2 separate regions of the Homo sapiens genome follow, and region 2 is linked to region 1. A link is a loop called in an ENCODE intact Hi-C map of the cell type or tissue named here. Cell type or tissue: endothelial cell of umbilical vein. All regions are shown on one strand.

Region 1 (8,000 bases):
GACATTTAAGATAGATTCTAAAAATATATTAATGATTGATCAGTATGTTCAATTCAGCTACCATGCCATTACTCCTACATGGTAGACATTGCATTAGGCACTGGCACACAGTCTGTGTTCTAGGCCGTCAAGAAGCTTATAATCTAGGCATATTTTGCCAAGTCAAGAAGGCATAAAGGTTGCTCACCTGTCTATCTCACTCCTTCTATTCTGGCTTTTTCCATGTTATTTTTACCAAACTCAATTCACACATAAAAAGGAACTTTAAGTTCAAAGGTTATTTCTTTACATATTCTTTTCTTTTCTGATGTAATGGAAAAAGTAATGGCTTGGTAAGTCAAGTGATTACTAATTCTTAATGTTACCAATAAGCTTTTTTCTTTCAACATTCATTTAGTCATCAGTTCACTTCTTCAGTCAACATTTATTAAGGCATTACCATGTTCAGTGCATGTCTAGAGAACTTAGATACAAAGATGGGTAAGAAAAGTGAGGTTATTTTCTAGTAAAGGAAGCAGACTTACAAAAATACAACTGCGATGTGATACTGGTTACAGCCAAGGTTCAAAAAGGAAGGAGACATTAATTCTATAGCAAAGGTCAGGGAATAGCTCAAAAAGTGATGCTTGAGAACTGGAAGGCCATTCCAGATGTCGGGAACAGCATGTGGAAATGCATGCAGATCCCAAGTGATCATTAGTTTTTGGCCTCTACTGTTTTTCTTTCATGACTGGTATTTAGGAGTCCTGTTCTCATCCCAAGCACCAAAAAGTGAAGACATTTTCTTTCATGCTTTTCCAGTTGCAAAATTTGTTGTTCAAATATCGGACTGTCCAATTTCTTTCATGTTTCTTAACGAAGAATGTCAACATAACTCTTATTTCCCATAATTAAAAGTGCCAAATAGTAATGTTTTCTTTTCTGAAATCACTAAAATATATACATTGCCTCCAACTCTATAGATGAATTTCTGGATGAAGTTATATTTGCAATTATATTTTCATTTTGGTAATCTTCACAAGCCCATAGTTAAAACCTTTGGAGCCAGATGTATGGATTTAGAAATATCTTTTGGATTTTAGAAATGTAAAATGGTACATACACCTAATTTTAATAAACACTCCCTCTCCAGCCCCAGCAAGGTGTGGGGTAGCAACCTGGAATCAAACACGTTAATCTGATGTTCTCTGAGAGGAATAAAGATTATAGCAAGTCTCACATCAGTTCAGGCCAGGTTTTCTGCTGAATGAATTATGTAAAACCATTTGGTTTCAGTATGTTTTGGATTTCAGAATTGTTAATGAGGGATTATGGAACTGTATTGTAATTATTTTCATTGTACAGTTTTATAAAAAGGTTTACAGAGATTAAGTAACTTGCCCAAGTTGTCTAGCTAACAAGGAAGCTTCACATAAATCCAGCAGTCTTACTATTTGCTAATAACTGCTGTCCTACATGCAGTTTCTTCATTGGGTATTTCCAACCTCTGGCCATTTGGAACCTAATGTGATGCTTCTCTGGCATTCCTCTCCTGCCTCTTTTATTTCACTTCTTTTTCAGCTCAAAATTATTTATTGTTTACTTTCTCCATCAAGAGAAGCTTGTGTTCTGCTCATTGCTGACTTCTCAATCTCTCACTGTTCTATTGCTATTCTCTTTTTTGTCCCTTTTGGCAATGCAGATTTTTGGATCCCTCCATGAGAATTATGATGTTAAAATGCAGATTCTCAACACACCTCTTACCCACTGACTCAGGATCAATGCTAGTGGGGCCTGGGAACCTACATTTCTCACAAGCATGCTGCATGGTTTTTAAGCACCAAGAGTTTGACATCAACAGCTCTGTGTTGTGCCAAAGCTGATGACTGTTCTTCTCAGGAATTTGCTCTTCTTGCAGGCACAGATTTTAATGGCTTGCACAGTAAGTGTACTAACACCCAACTACCTGCCCTTCAACAGCCACCTGAAGAAATGCTGGTTAGGCAGTTTGATCAGTTAATAAGTAAGGTAAGCATAAGGAAAGTATATTAATATGCTAATTACTTGAAAGATAACATGACATACTTGGCCAAATCCTTGTTTCCATAGCCCAAGTCTCATTTTCTCTCCATTGTCAAACACTGCACTGTAATGGGTTTCTTCTAAATATCTATTCTGGTTTATTCTAGCCTGACCTATGAGTGAATATCAGAGTAGCCATTGTACTTTCCAAACAAAATTTTCCTGTGTAAAGAAGCCAGATACTTCTAGAGTGTCTTTCTACAAAGGGTCTACATTTTCTCTCATCTTCCTATAGTATGCGGACACTGTGAGGACCAGCATACTATTCTTTGGCTAATGATAGGACAATGTGAGTTATATGCAAAGACACACACACACATACACACACATACACACGTACATACAAACACACACACACACAAAAGCAGCAGCAACATTAAGAAAGAATGATTAGTTTGCTGAGAATGATGCACATGTACCCTAGAACTTAAAGTATAATAAAAAATATAAACATAATAAAAAGAAAAATAAAAAAATTATAGGACCAAAAAAAAGAACGATTAGGAAATCACCTGTACCCTAGATCCAGAGTACTTTGATTCACTACTGGGGATATAAATCTAAAGGGATAATCACCTATTGTTTTAGTCATGTCAGCCTGCACAGGAGAATCCAGAAGCACAAATCTATTACCAGACCATCTGCTTATTCCTCAAGTTAGTGTTGAGAAATGAATCACTAATATAATCACATAGAAAAATCTTCCTTTTTTTAAACGAATGATAATGCTGAAAATTACACTTACGATTTTGATGAAAGCTGAGCTTAACAAAATAAAGTCTGAATCTTGATTCAAACTATTACCAAATCAGTTTCCATTTATGTCATTGACACAAGTTGTCTTCATCATTACCCATCTTTTATTTGAATATGTAAGTTTTGAAACGAGTGTGAAAATCCTTTAAAGACAAAACATGACAGTGCAATGCAGCTACTTCCATTTCCGCTCACATGGCAACCACCCAAATTTGAGACAATGATTTTATAGATGGTCATAAACTATCATGTCAGAGACAATTTCCTTGAGATATTTACATCGAATGATTGTAAAGTCATTTGTGAATTTTTTTTAGTTATAAGCAACCTTAGGATATTGATAGTCATTGATAAAGGCAAGAACACTCACTGTCTAAATACTGCAGAGTCAGTTTATGATAATATGATTAGTTACACTAATAATGCTGCTTAGGCATTATCTTGCTAATTACAATATTATAAATATTAATGTCACAGTCTTTCTGTTTGATTGCCACTCATGGAGTCATTCATCATGACATTTTCCTGGAACCCACATTGTAAGATTTTATTTCTTTCCTCCTTTTCTTTTTTCATTACTGGACTTGCAACCATACACATTACTCTTGAAGAAGGGTTTTTTTTGGCTATCTATTAGGAGAGGGACAGTGATATTTTCTACTAAAACTAGCCAAATATAAGTCAATTATATGATGTTTCTCTTATTCTTTCTGAGTCCCTAACCCAGTCATCCAAGGCAGAGTACCCAGGGCTTTTGTTTTCCATTCTTTTTCATGTGACCTGCTTCAAGTTAAGATTCATTTGAATTATTAAATGCTTCCTTAAAGAATCTTTTTATACTGCCTCTCTTTTTTTTAAAGTTAATTATTGATGTAGTGACAAGCTGAAAAGACTAAGAATTATAATTTTTTCCTCCCCTCATTGAGGGCTCAAGAAATGTCTTCTGACAATGGTTATCTATTTAGAATAATACAAAGGAAATACAAAGGCAAAATGCTGAATGTTGTTTTAGCAGTGTTGCTAAAATCACTGTATTATAGAAAACGTAAATGTAGTGTATATTTCTTGGAAAATAGCAGTTAGTGAGAAAGCTGGGACCATAACCGTTTGAGACCGGGTTTAACCACACAGCAGAAGCAGTTACAAAAGATACTGATTAGATTTTAATTTTAAAAACTTCCTTATATTATTCAAGACTACAGTGATTTGATTGTCTTGAAAATAGAAAGGTAATGTTATAATTTCCAGAAAGCATAAAGAAATCTCCAGACTCCCACTGGGAAGAATGCCAGTCATCACCACAGTAAGCAAGAATTTGGAGGCACTTTACACTGCAAACATCGGTCTTTTCCTTTTATATAATCTTGTGTTGTATTGGTTTATAAAAAGGTAACTCACAGACCCATCATATGGCTGTAATCAAGTCTCCTTCAGAAAGAGTCCACTGAAGAAATCACATCCAGGAGGCACTGTGTTTCCTTTGTTAGTGAGAATGTGAGATGGTAAATAAGATCTGAAATAGAAACCAAGGCTGAGTTCTCAAGAATAACACAGGAGATTTAAGCACATACCTTGTCCATGAGTTCAGCTATACGTGGAACTGGTTTCCCTTTCTGGTGACTCACAGTAGCTGGACTCTGTCCATCCCAGTCTTGTAGTTCTTCAATGCTTTTCAGATAAAGCAGGGCTTTGAGGCCAGTGCAGTAGTCTTCGATCACAGTGAAATCCTGATTCTGAATGGCACTGCATACCTAGAAAAGACAGAGCAGTCAACCAAGTGTCAAACCAAGAGATAATTCTCCAAACAAATTCACTTTTCTTTGAGTCAACAAATATTTATTTTATGTGCCAGGCACTGTTTGAGGCATGATGGATCAGTAGCCGTCTGGAGATGGGGGTGGTGGGGAGGAATGGACTGCAAAGAACACAAGGAAATTTCCAGGGACAATGAACATTTTTCATAAACTTGCAATGGTAATGGTGTCACAGGTATATACATGTTCCAAAACTTATTAAGTTGTATAGTTTAAATAGCTACAGTTTATTATATGTCAGGCTTAAGGAGTCGAATTTGGCACAACATAATAAAGGACATTTAAATTCTCATTGTCACTCTATTGGGATGTGCTGCCTGCAGGCAGTTCTCACGTCTGAAAGTGGTCAAACTGAGGTTGGAGTGCTGTTTATTACGTTAACTCAACCATCACTTACCCCTGCCTCTGTCTCCCTCCTCATCTGCTATTGTTCTCCTTGTTGTCAACTATGATCCAGTTACCCAGGTCTTTCCTTTCTTCCTCAAAAAAAATGCCATAGTCTTTCTTTGCCTTAGGATCTTTTCACAAGACCTTCTCACTGGCTAGAAGGCCTTTCTTTTCCACACATGGCTAACTACCAACCATTCCTCAGGCTCATGGTAAATGTCCCTTCTTCAAGGAGGCTTCCAGGAGCCCAGAATAGGTTATGGCCTTCTTTTAATCAGACATTTTTAACTTCTAATTATTGCATTATTATTTAGTTGACAACTCACTTCCCAATTAGACCAAAGTTTCAGAAGGGAAGAACTGCATTTATTTTGGTCACTATATTATCTGCAGTGACTAGGACACTGTTTGTCTGTTAGTCTGCTCTCCACAAATATAAGATGAATGAATAATGATGATATGGTTTGGCTGTGTCCCCACACAAATCTCATCTTGAATTGTAGTTCCCATAATCCCCACGTGCAGTAGGAGGGACCTGGTGGGGGTAACTGAATCATGGGGATGGTTATCTCCATGCTGTTCTCGTGATGATGAGTGAGCTCTCACACAATCTGATGGTTTTATAAGGGGCTTTTCCCCTTTTCCTTTGCACTTCTCCTTCCTACCACCATGTGATGAAGGATATGCCTGCTTCCCCTTCTGCCATGATTGTAAGTTTCCCGAGGCCTCCCCCAGAAATGTTGAACTGTGAGTCAATCAAACCTCTTTCCTTTATAAATTACCCAGTCTCAGGTATATCTTTTTATTTATTTATTTATTTATTTATTTTTGGAGTCTCACCCTGTCACCAGGCTGGAGTGCAGCAGCGCGATCTCGGCTCACTGTGACCTCCACCTCCCGGGTTCAAGCAATTCTCCTGCCTCTGCCTCTCGAGTAGCTGGGACTACAGGGACACACCACCATGTCCAGCTAATTTTTGTATTTTTAGTAGGAACGGGGTTTCACCATGCTGGCTAGGATGGCCTCAATCTCTTGACTTTGTGATCCACCCGCCTCAGCCTCCCAAAGTGCTGGGATTACAGGCGTGACCCACTGTGCCCGGCCTCAGGTATATCTTTATTAGCAGCATGAGAATGGACTATTACAAAAGATTAAAAAGAAAAGAGAACTAAAATAAAAAATTCTGGAGTTAAGGAAGTTTGAATCAGAGAAATTAAAGTTCTTCCACTAAAAAAACCCTGGGGATTCTGTGAGTGTGGCTGGGATTTGAGTTAAAGCTTGAAGAATGTGGATTTAGATACTGCTTCTAGGTTGCTTATTTCCAAAGATATCCCTCCAATTTTGATATCACATGTAGACTCCAGAGAGTCATTTACAACTTCCTGTAGAACCTCTTCACCAACATGGCCCAACATTACATCAAATTCAAAATTTACAACATGAATTCAACATACTTCCCAATTTATATTTCAACTTCAAACAATGAAACAACCATTAAAACAAAACTGAGCAAAGAAAAACTCATTTCTATCCTGTTTTCCCAGATGTTGAATACCTAGTATATCAGGGTGTCTGGCAATGGCAGCCAACAAAGAAAAATCATGTCATGCATGAATGAAAAAGAAAATGAAGGAAATGCCTGAAAACAGAATAATAAGATTCTATTTCAAAGACTCTTAAAGCCTTTTGGGTCTTTGATTAAATACATTTTATTGTAAGCCTCGTGCCTAGCATGCTACCTGATACCTCATTGTTGCTAGGTTGGTTGAGAGAATTTATTGAAAACATACTAGGAGGTTCCAGAATGGGGAATGGGATAAGGAGAGAGAGAGAGAGAGAGAGAGAGAGAGAGAGAGAGAGACAGAACTCTCATATATATATATATATATATATATATGTGTGTGTGTGTATATATATGTATGTGTATATGTATGTGTATATATATATATATATATATATATATATATATATATATATATATATATATATATGCCTAGGAGTTCTCAGCAAGCAGTGGTAGTGATTCCATGATGTGTACCTAAAAAAATGCCAGGTGTGAAATTCTGGGAATGCTAGCACTTAAAAGGAAGGCTAAGGAAGATGATCGTGAGGGACACCGAGCAGAAGAGATCCAAGAGAGTTAAGTCAGGCGCTGCAGAAAGGTCAGGAATATCAGAGCTGGAAGCGATGACTGGATGTAACACTCGGCAATATACCGGATAACATTTGCCTTTATAGGAGAGATCTGCAATGGAGTAGATGCCGGTTTTTTTGGTAGGTTGAGGAATGGATGAGGGATGATGAACTAAAGATATGCAGCCAGGTCACATTTCTAAGAAGTTTGGCTCCTGTAAGAGGAAGAGGCGAGCTGGGGTTATAGGTTATAGGGTTTTGCATTTTGCTTTTTACTTTTATTTTTGAGACAGAGTCTTGCTCTGTCACCCAGGCTGGAGTGCAGTGGCACAATCATAGCTCAGTGTAGCCTCAACCTCCTGAGCTCAAGCAATCCTCTCACCTCAGCTTCCCAAGTAGCTAGGACTACAGGCACACACCACCATGCTTGGGTAATTGTTTTTGGTATTTATTTATTTATTTTTTTATTTATTCTTATAGAGATGAGGTTTTGCCATATTGCTCAAACTCCTGAGCTCAAGCAATCCGCCCACCTGGCCTCCCACAAATGCTGGGATTACAGGCATGGACCACCATGCTTGGCCTGCATTTTATTTTTTTAAAGAATGAAAATAATTATGTTTTAAGGAGATACAGTTATTTTACATTTCAGAATAGGACAGACTGATTTCTGTGTATGAGATTTCTGTCAAAATTGGCTGAATGATTATGCGATGAGAATAAAACAATGCAATATCTAACATGATGCGGGCTCTTCTTAGGGGCCAGGCACTTTGTTAGCACTTTTAAATATATTATCTTCTTTAGTCCTCAAGATAACCCTAAAAGATAGGTTTAATTTTCAGCCCC
Region 2 (8,000 bases), 330 kb after region 1:
CATGTGTTGTTTCCTGACTTTTAAGTTATCGCCATGCTAACTGGCGTGAGATGGTATCTCATTGTGGTTTTGATTTGCATTTCTCTAATGACCAGTGATGATGACCTTTTTTTCACATGTTTGTTGGCTGCACAAATGTCTTCAAACAGAGAGCCAAGTCATGAGTGAACTCCTATTCACAATTGCTACAAAGAGAATAAAATACCAAGAAATACAACTTACAAGGAATGTGAAGGACTTCTTCAAGGAGAACTACAAACCACTGCTCAAGGAAATAAGAGAGGACACAAACAAATGGAAAAACATTTCCACGGATAGGAAGAATCAATATCATGAAAATGGCCATACTGCCTAAAGTAATTTACAGATTCAATGCTATCCCAATCAAGCTACCAGTGACTTTCTTCAGAGAATTAGAAAAAAGTACTTTAAATTTCATATGGAACCAAAAAAGAGCCTGTATAACCAACACAATCCTAAGCAAAAAGAACAAAGCTGGAGGCATCACTCTATCTAACTTCAAACTATACTACAAGGCTACAGTAACCAAAACAGCATGGTACTGGTACCAAAACAGAGACATAGACCAATGGAACAGAACAGAACCCTCAGAAATAATATCACACATCTACAAATATCTGATCTTTGACAAACCTGACAAAAACAAGAAATGGGGAAAGGATTCCCTATTTAATAAATGGTGTTGGTAAAACTGGCTAGCCATATGCCGAAAACTGAAACTGGACCCCTTCCTTACACCTTATACAAAAAATAACTCAAGATGGATTAAAGACTTAAATGTAAGACCTAAAACCATAAAAACCCTAGAAGAAAACCTAGTCAAATACCTCAGGACATAGGCATGGGCAGACTTCATGACTAAAACACCAAGAGCAATGGCAACAAAAGCCAAAATTGACAAATGGGATCTAACTAAACTAAAGAGCTTCTGCACATCAAAAGAAACTATCATCAGAGTGAACAGGCAACCTACAGAACAGGAGAAGATTTCTGTAGTCTATCCATCTGACAAAGGGCTAATATCCAGAATCTACAAAGAACTTAAACAAACTTACAAGAAAACAAACAAACAACCCCATCAAAAAGTAGATGAAGGGTATGAACAGACACTTCTCAAAAGAAGATATTTATGTGGCTATTCCACAGTTTAAAATATGCTGCTACTCAGCTGTCATCATAGTCGGCTGTACATGTTAATTTTCTCTTCAAAAACAAGCTCCTTGAGGACAGTGACCAAACATATCTTAACCAAATTATTATCTCCATTGCAATTAAAAATATGCATGTATGTCGGGCGTGGTGGCTCACACCTGTAATCCCAGCACTTTGGGAGGCTGAGGTGCGTGGATCATGAGGTCAGTAGATCGAGACCATCCTGGCTATGGTGAAACCCCGTCTCTACTAAAAATACAAAAAATTAGCTGGGCATAGTGGCGGGCACCTGTAGTCCCAGCTACTTGGGAGGCTGAGGCAGGAGAATGGCGTGAACCCGGAAGGTGGATCTTGCATTGTGCCAAGATCACGCCACTGCTCTCCAGCCTGGGCAACAAGTGAGACTCTGTCTCAAAAAAAAAAAAAAATCCATCTATATAAAATACTTATTCTTGAAGGCAATTCTTTCCTCTGTAGAGATATAAATAAAATCACCTTTTCACATGGCATTCCTCAAGTATATTTTGCAGAACTAACATATACTTCCTACATCTCCTTTTTTTCTCTAGGCTAAACATTTTTATCTTTAATAATTATTTTTAATACAAAATGCTTTTAGTATTCTAGTTATCCTTTGTCAGATATCTCATTTACCTATATGCTATGAAATTGAGGAATCCGCTAACATAGTTGAAAAGGTTAAAAATGAGAACTCGAATTTTTGCCATTTCCCTCCCTCCCTTCCCATTGTAAAGCAAGAATCATTTTATAACCTGGACATCACCATGACCTCTTTGATTGTTCAAAATACACTCAATGAAAACTAAAGAAAACTACAAAAGGAAAAGAAGCTGAAGTCCTAAAGAACTGAGATGAGAATGGTAAAAATGGAGATTAAGGAAAAGCTAAATGTCCAAGTTTTAGAGTGTAAAGATAAAGAGCAACCTTTCCTTTTTAGAAGTCCTTCCTAGACATAAGAAAAATTGAAAATAACAAGGATGTTTAAAGACTATTTTTTTAAAGTTTGCTTTCTTCACCCTTAGAATTTTTGGGGGGAGACTGAGTAAAGGTTTTATTCACTTACAATAAAATTTCTAAAAATTAACTCCATGACAAGTATAGACCATCAGGAGCCCCAAATATATATGCATTACACTTAATTTTTTTCATTTCATTGTCATCTGCAAGTTCCTTCAAGCTTCTTTACTACATACAGAATAAAGCAGAACCTCAGCATTATATAATCCCAATTGTGATCTGGGCCCTTCTCCCTCCCCGCCCTTTCTAATCTCATCTCCTATCCCTCCTTCAAAATATTTTTTGCTTCCACTTATTGAACTAGTTATAATTTCTCAAATAAAACAATATCATTAATGCATCTTTGCATTTTGCCTTTCGTTTTTTGTTTTTGCTTAGAATGTTCTTTCCTGCCGGTGTTAATGCTTTGAAAATTCCAACTAAGCCTTCAAAAGTCAGTCCTGTTGTCCTCTCCACTAAAAATCCTCCTTATGTGTAAAAAAGGGAGACAGAGGGGGAAATGATAAACTATCATTTAATGCGTATAGTGTTTTAGTTTTGCAAGGTAAAAAAGTTCTGGAGAAACATGATGTATGTGCTTAATGCCACTGGAACTGTACACTTAAAGATGTCTAAGATGGTAAATTTTATATTATGTATGTTTTATCACAATTTAACCATGAATAATTATTTTAAACTAAAAAAAAAAAGTCTAGTAAGCCTCTTGACAGAAGATACCGCAAAGGTGTCATGAAGGCCAAGGGTTGAAGTTTTAAAACCTAAACTGTGTAACAGGCTCTGTAACGGGGAGAAACCCAAGAAACTTATGGTCAAGTTGAAACTCACAAACTGCAGGAATATAGTCATTGGGGTCCCTTAGATGCAGAAAAGAAAATTAACTACAGCGAGTTATGTTTGTATTTCACATAAGAAAGAATTTTGAAATAGAGTTGTCCATTAGGGGTAGGGTCTGTCCTGGGAGATGTGAGCTCATTTCCATTGGATATGACTCAGATTATCTATTAGTCATGCCATGGGTGTGAAGTTGGAGCTAGATAAACTTTAGGATATTTTCCAAGCCCTAATTCCATGACTTTGTGATTATTATCGCCATAAACTCTGAAGTCTTGGCTGGGCACATTTTCCACAAGGGGCTTGTGGTAAAGTGTAGAACAACGAACTCAGAAAAGGCCTATTCAAAAATCAGAACTAGTCATGGTCTAAGATATATTCCCACAAAGTTCTGAGGCCAAGATAACTTACCGATATATAACCCAAGAATATTTCTGGATGTTTCAGTTACTGAGCATCCAGGAAGCCTCACCTCTGGACATTGTGTGCTAATCATCTCTTCTTTCTTTCTTTTTTTGAAAACAGTCTGTATCCATCATCAAACACCCCTAGGATGTTATCCTTCTTGATGGACACATTACAGTTTATTCAGGATATAATTTACACCCCCAAATTTCTATCCCTAACTCAGACCTCTCCTCTGATTAGATTGTTGCAATCAGTTGGATATTTCTGATTTGTATTTTAAACTTATTACACTTGAATATTTATTAGGCATTTTAAACTGAAAACCCCTGACGCAAATTTTCTGCCATCAAACCTGCTTCTTCTACAGCCTTGCCCATTTCAATGAATGGCAACTGTATCCTTCCAATACCTTTGGCCAAAAACCTTACAATCATTTGTGCCTTTTCTTTTACACCTTACAGCCAGTCTGTCAGAAAAATCTATTGTCCCTTTTTCCAAATATATTACGTTTCTCATCTCCACTACTACCTCCTGGTCTAAGCATGGTTATCTCTCACTGAATTTACCACAATAACCTCTTAACTCATCCCTTTGCTTCATGTCTCAGTCTTTCGCAGCACAGGAATCACAGTAGGCTGATGATTCCTACTCAACATTTATGGTGAGTGATTGTGGTGATGGTTGCATGACTCCATACATCAGTCAAAACTCATCAAATGGTATAATGGAAATTGGCAAATGTTATTATATACAAATTATATTGCAGTATAGCTGATGAAAACAGAAAAGAAAGAAAGAAAAAAAAACCTCCTCAGCTTCCCACAAGCAAAGCTGCTTCCTAATCGTACTCTGTACTTATTTGCTTACATATATGCTATCTCCCGCTTGATTTAATTTCAGCACCTAGCATAAGACTTGGCAGAGAGATACTCAACATATTTACTGAATGTATTAGACTAGTGACCTTGGGTACTTAGTGTCTTTTTCAAATTAGTTTCCAGTAAGGTGATAATCAGTTTAGATGAAATAATCATTAGCTTTATTCCAAATCTATAAAAGCCCATTATTCTATGATTCTAACATAGAGTGGCATTGAAGCTCTGGAAGATTGCTGATTTTAGGCCAGTCTCTCCAAGAGCCATCTAGTGGGAAGAGTAAGTAATTGCCCTGGGTAATTAGAGAGAGAGAGAGAGAGAGAGAGAGAGAGAGTGTGTGTGTGTTTTAGGCCAGTCTCTCCAAGAGCATCTAGTGGGAAGAGTAAGTAATTGCCCTGGGTAATTAAGAGTGTGCGTGTGTGTGTGTGTGCGCGCGCGCGTGTGTGTGTGTGTGTGTTTTAGGCCAGTCTCTCCAAGAGCTATCTAGTGGGAAGAGTAAGTAATTGCCCTGGGTAATTAAGAGTGTGTGTGTGTGTGTGTGTGTGTGTGTGTGTGTGTGTTTCTATAATTCAGTCACATTAAATGACACAAAGATTCACCAACATCACACTTTTGCCAAGGTCTTGCCTAAAATAGAGCATTTTTCTCCCTACTGGAATTCTGACTTCCAATTTAGAATGAACTCCTTTGGTGGGAAGTAATGAATTGGCCTCAGATACTTATCATGAGTTACAGGAAGATCTCATGAAACTCATGCAGAAATGCAGCCAGGCCTCCAGGAAGAGCTGGGAATTCTCGAGGAAAGTAAGAAGATTTTTCGTGCTTTGTCCTCTTTCTTTCTATGTACAGCTACTTTATTCTTCTCCCTCTTCCAATTGGCTTTCTCTACTTCTTTATCCAGAATGATTAATATTGTGTAGGTCTAGACCAGTAATTTTTTACTCTACTTACCAGAAACACGTAGAGAGTTTTAAAAATTATGATGTCCAGGCCAGGTACCTTCCTACTAATTATATCAGAATCCCTTGGAGGGGGACTCAAATAATAGTATTTTTAAAAATATTTTAAAAATCCCTCCAAGAAATTACACAGAGCATTCAAGGATGAGGTCACTTCTCCAGTAACATGAGTTCTTTTCCTAGTTCCTAATTATCAAGTAAGAGATTCAGGCTTGGCCAATATTGTGTTAGGTGTCTATTTTATTCAACTACGTGGCTACTGGGGGTCTGTTCAAGAGAACAGACCGTTTAAGTTCGGAAGATAGTCTAAAAGGTGCTCATGTGGACCTCTCATCTGCTAATAAAGTGTCAGCTCTGACAAGCATCAACACATTGTCCAAATGTTAAGGTCTACTGTAAAAATAGGACAGTTAAAATGTTTTTCTATTTTATTCTTAAAATCAACAAGACAGTTGTCCATTTGCAAGTAATATTTATACCAGATCCAGTGATAAGTATTTTTTAATCACGATTTTTAAGGTATGCATTATTCTCCTATTGAAGATGAGGAAAGTGAGGCCCAAAGAAAGTAAACTGCTTGTCCAAAGATTAATAAGTGGTAGAGCAAGACCTGAATTGAAAGTTTACACAAACTACATTATATCAAACTGCCCCCAACCTTTTTTTTTTTTCTTTTTTTTTGAGACGGTGTGTTGCTCTGTCGCCCAGGCTGGAGTGCAGTGGCGTGATCTCGGCTCACTGCAAGATCTACCTCCCGGGTTCACGCCATTTTCCTGTCTCAGCCTCTCGAGTAGCTGGGACCACAGGCGCCTGCCACCACGCCCAGCTAATTTTTGTATTTTTTGTAGAGACAGGGTTTCACCATGTTGGCCAGGATGGTCTTGATTTCCTGACCTCGTGATCTGCCTGCCTTGGCCTCCCAAAGTGCTGGGATTACAGGCGTGAGCCACCATGCCCAGCTGCTGCCCCCATCTTACATAAACATGAATTTTCTAAATTATTAATGTCCTCAAAACAAGAAACTAACCTAAAAAGTTATTCATGATGGTTTGATTGAACACACAGAGTACATATACACACACATTGAAAAATCTTATCAAAAATAAAAACCATACCCTATTCAAATATCATTAAGACAATCATAATGCCATTAAAGAATAGAAATAAAAATACAGTCAAACTATAATAACCCATTATTTTATTATTAAATTATTACTCTTTACCACTGGTTTCCTCTGTTATACCTCGTGGGGTCATGGAATTATAGCAGAGACATTTGGATGTGTAATGATTATGTTGTTGGGAAAAAGTAACTCACATGGTAAGTATACATCCCAGTGGCATTTTCTCCTGATTTGCTTTGCTAGAATGAAATTTGGAAAAAAAAAAAAAAAAAAAGGAAGAGAAAAGCACTACTAAAAGCAATACTAGTGGTAGTGTTTGTTATATTTGATTGAAGAAGAAATCACCATCACTATGTTCCATGCAATTCAAAATAATCAAACAGCTTTCACTTAGTCATTTTGTTTATATTTCATTGTGATATGCTACAACGGGCCCTATCTTGGAGTACAGCTGCTATAGAAACATCCATTCTGAAATTATTTTAAGGAAAAGAATAAATAACATTGCATAGCTGCTTGTGGCTAGATTAATTCACAGACTGGATTAATGCATTAATAATTAACTCAAGATCAGTTCCTTCGCTCTTTGAAGAAATATCTATTGAGGGAAAAATCTTACAGGGTAAAAATTAATTTGGATTAGCTGTTTCCATGATGGAAAGGCCTAGCTCCAGTGATTACAATTATAATATAAAAACAGATTTCATTCTCCATTTTGAGAAATTATTATTCATAATAAAATTTCCTTCTGATATAAAATCTTTTCTGATTTGAGGCTTCAGAAGTTTCTACAAAATAATGATTCCATTTTACGCATTTCTTTAAAAGACTGTGTTCACATTCTTCTATACTTGTAATCTGAGCATAAAATAAGACTAGAAAATTAAATAATATTAATTGGCTCCATGGCATAATGGTCAGCATATCTGGACTCTGAAAATTAAATGATATTAATTCAAATCCATGTCCCATCTTTCTCCATCTAAACTCTACCTCTACCCCCAATTATCAGCTCTTTAGCAACTTAATGTAGTAACATGCAAAAACTCCTCCTCCTTCAACAAAAAATAACTATTCCTCCCCAGTTTTCCCCCATTTACTTTATGACACTACCATCCATCAAGCTTGTTAAAACCTGTTAATTGTATTATTTTTGATATTTCTTCTCTCTCAAATCCCATTTCTATTCTACAGCAAATCTAATTATTTTTGACTCCATTCTCTTTGCCACTATTATCTCTTACTGAGACTTTTTCTTACTGACTTCTGCATTCTCCTTGCCTCCTACTCAAATCTGTTCTTTACTCTGTACCAGAGTAGGGTTTTTAAAACAGAAATTTGATTGTGTTATGCACCTGCTTAAACTTTTCATTAGTTTTTCATTGGATTTTGTTAATATTCAACTTTTCATGATAGCCTACAAGCTCTTTCATGATATGGTCCTGTCTGCCTATCCAAACTTACCTTATGCCAATCTCTATAAATATACACATCATAGTCACATGTGCCTTCTACCAAACTCTGCCTTTAACTGGACATTTACACTTGCTATTTTCTCTTTCTGATGTATTCTTTTTCCATACTTCTATTTC

The links. Hi-C counts contacts between places; a loop is a spot of excess contacts. Peaks named below come from ENCODE experiments on the same cell type or tissue, not always from the same donor. Only the 100,000 strongest peaks of a DNase experiment are listed, where the experiment ranks them.
Region 2: a loop joins it to region 1, with 7 times the contacts of the local background. A loop is called at or near these places in 4 of 110 quality-filtered maps.

Annotation. Positions count from the first base shown.
Region 1 is chr1:97,188,681-97,196,680 of GRCh38, forward strand. DPYD (dihydropyrimidine dehydrogenase) reads right to left here. Exons shown (of 23, transcript NM_000110.4): 20 at 4,389-4,568. All of the region lies in intron 1 of DPYD-AS1 (DPYD antisense RNA 1), which reads left to right. Among named protein-coding and RNA genes, the nearest start is that of DPYD-AS1, 97 kb to the left of the region's middle. In endothelial cell of umbilical vein, no CTCF peak of the experiment used is centred here; a DNase peak (open chromatin) is centred at 4,411; H3K27ac peaks cover 1,416 bases.
Region 2 is chr1:97,521,132-97,529,131 of GRCh38, forward strand. The region is part of intron 12 of DPYD (dihydropyrimidine dehydrogenase); the gene reads right to left. Among named protein-coding and RNA genes, the nearest start is that of DPYD-AS2, 270 kb to the right of the region's middle. In endothelial cell of umbilical vein, a CTCF peak has its summit at 4,646; no DNase peak of the experiment used is centred here.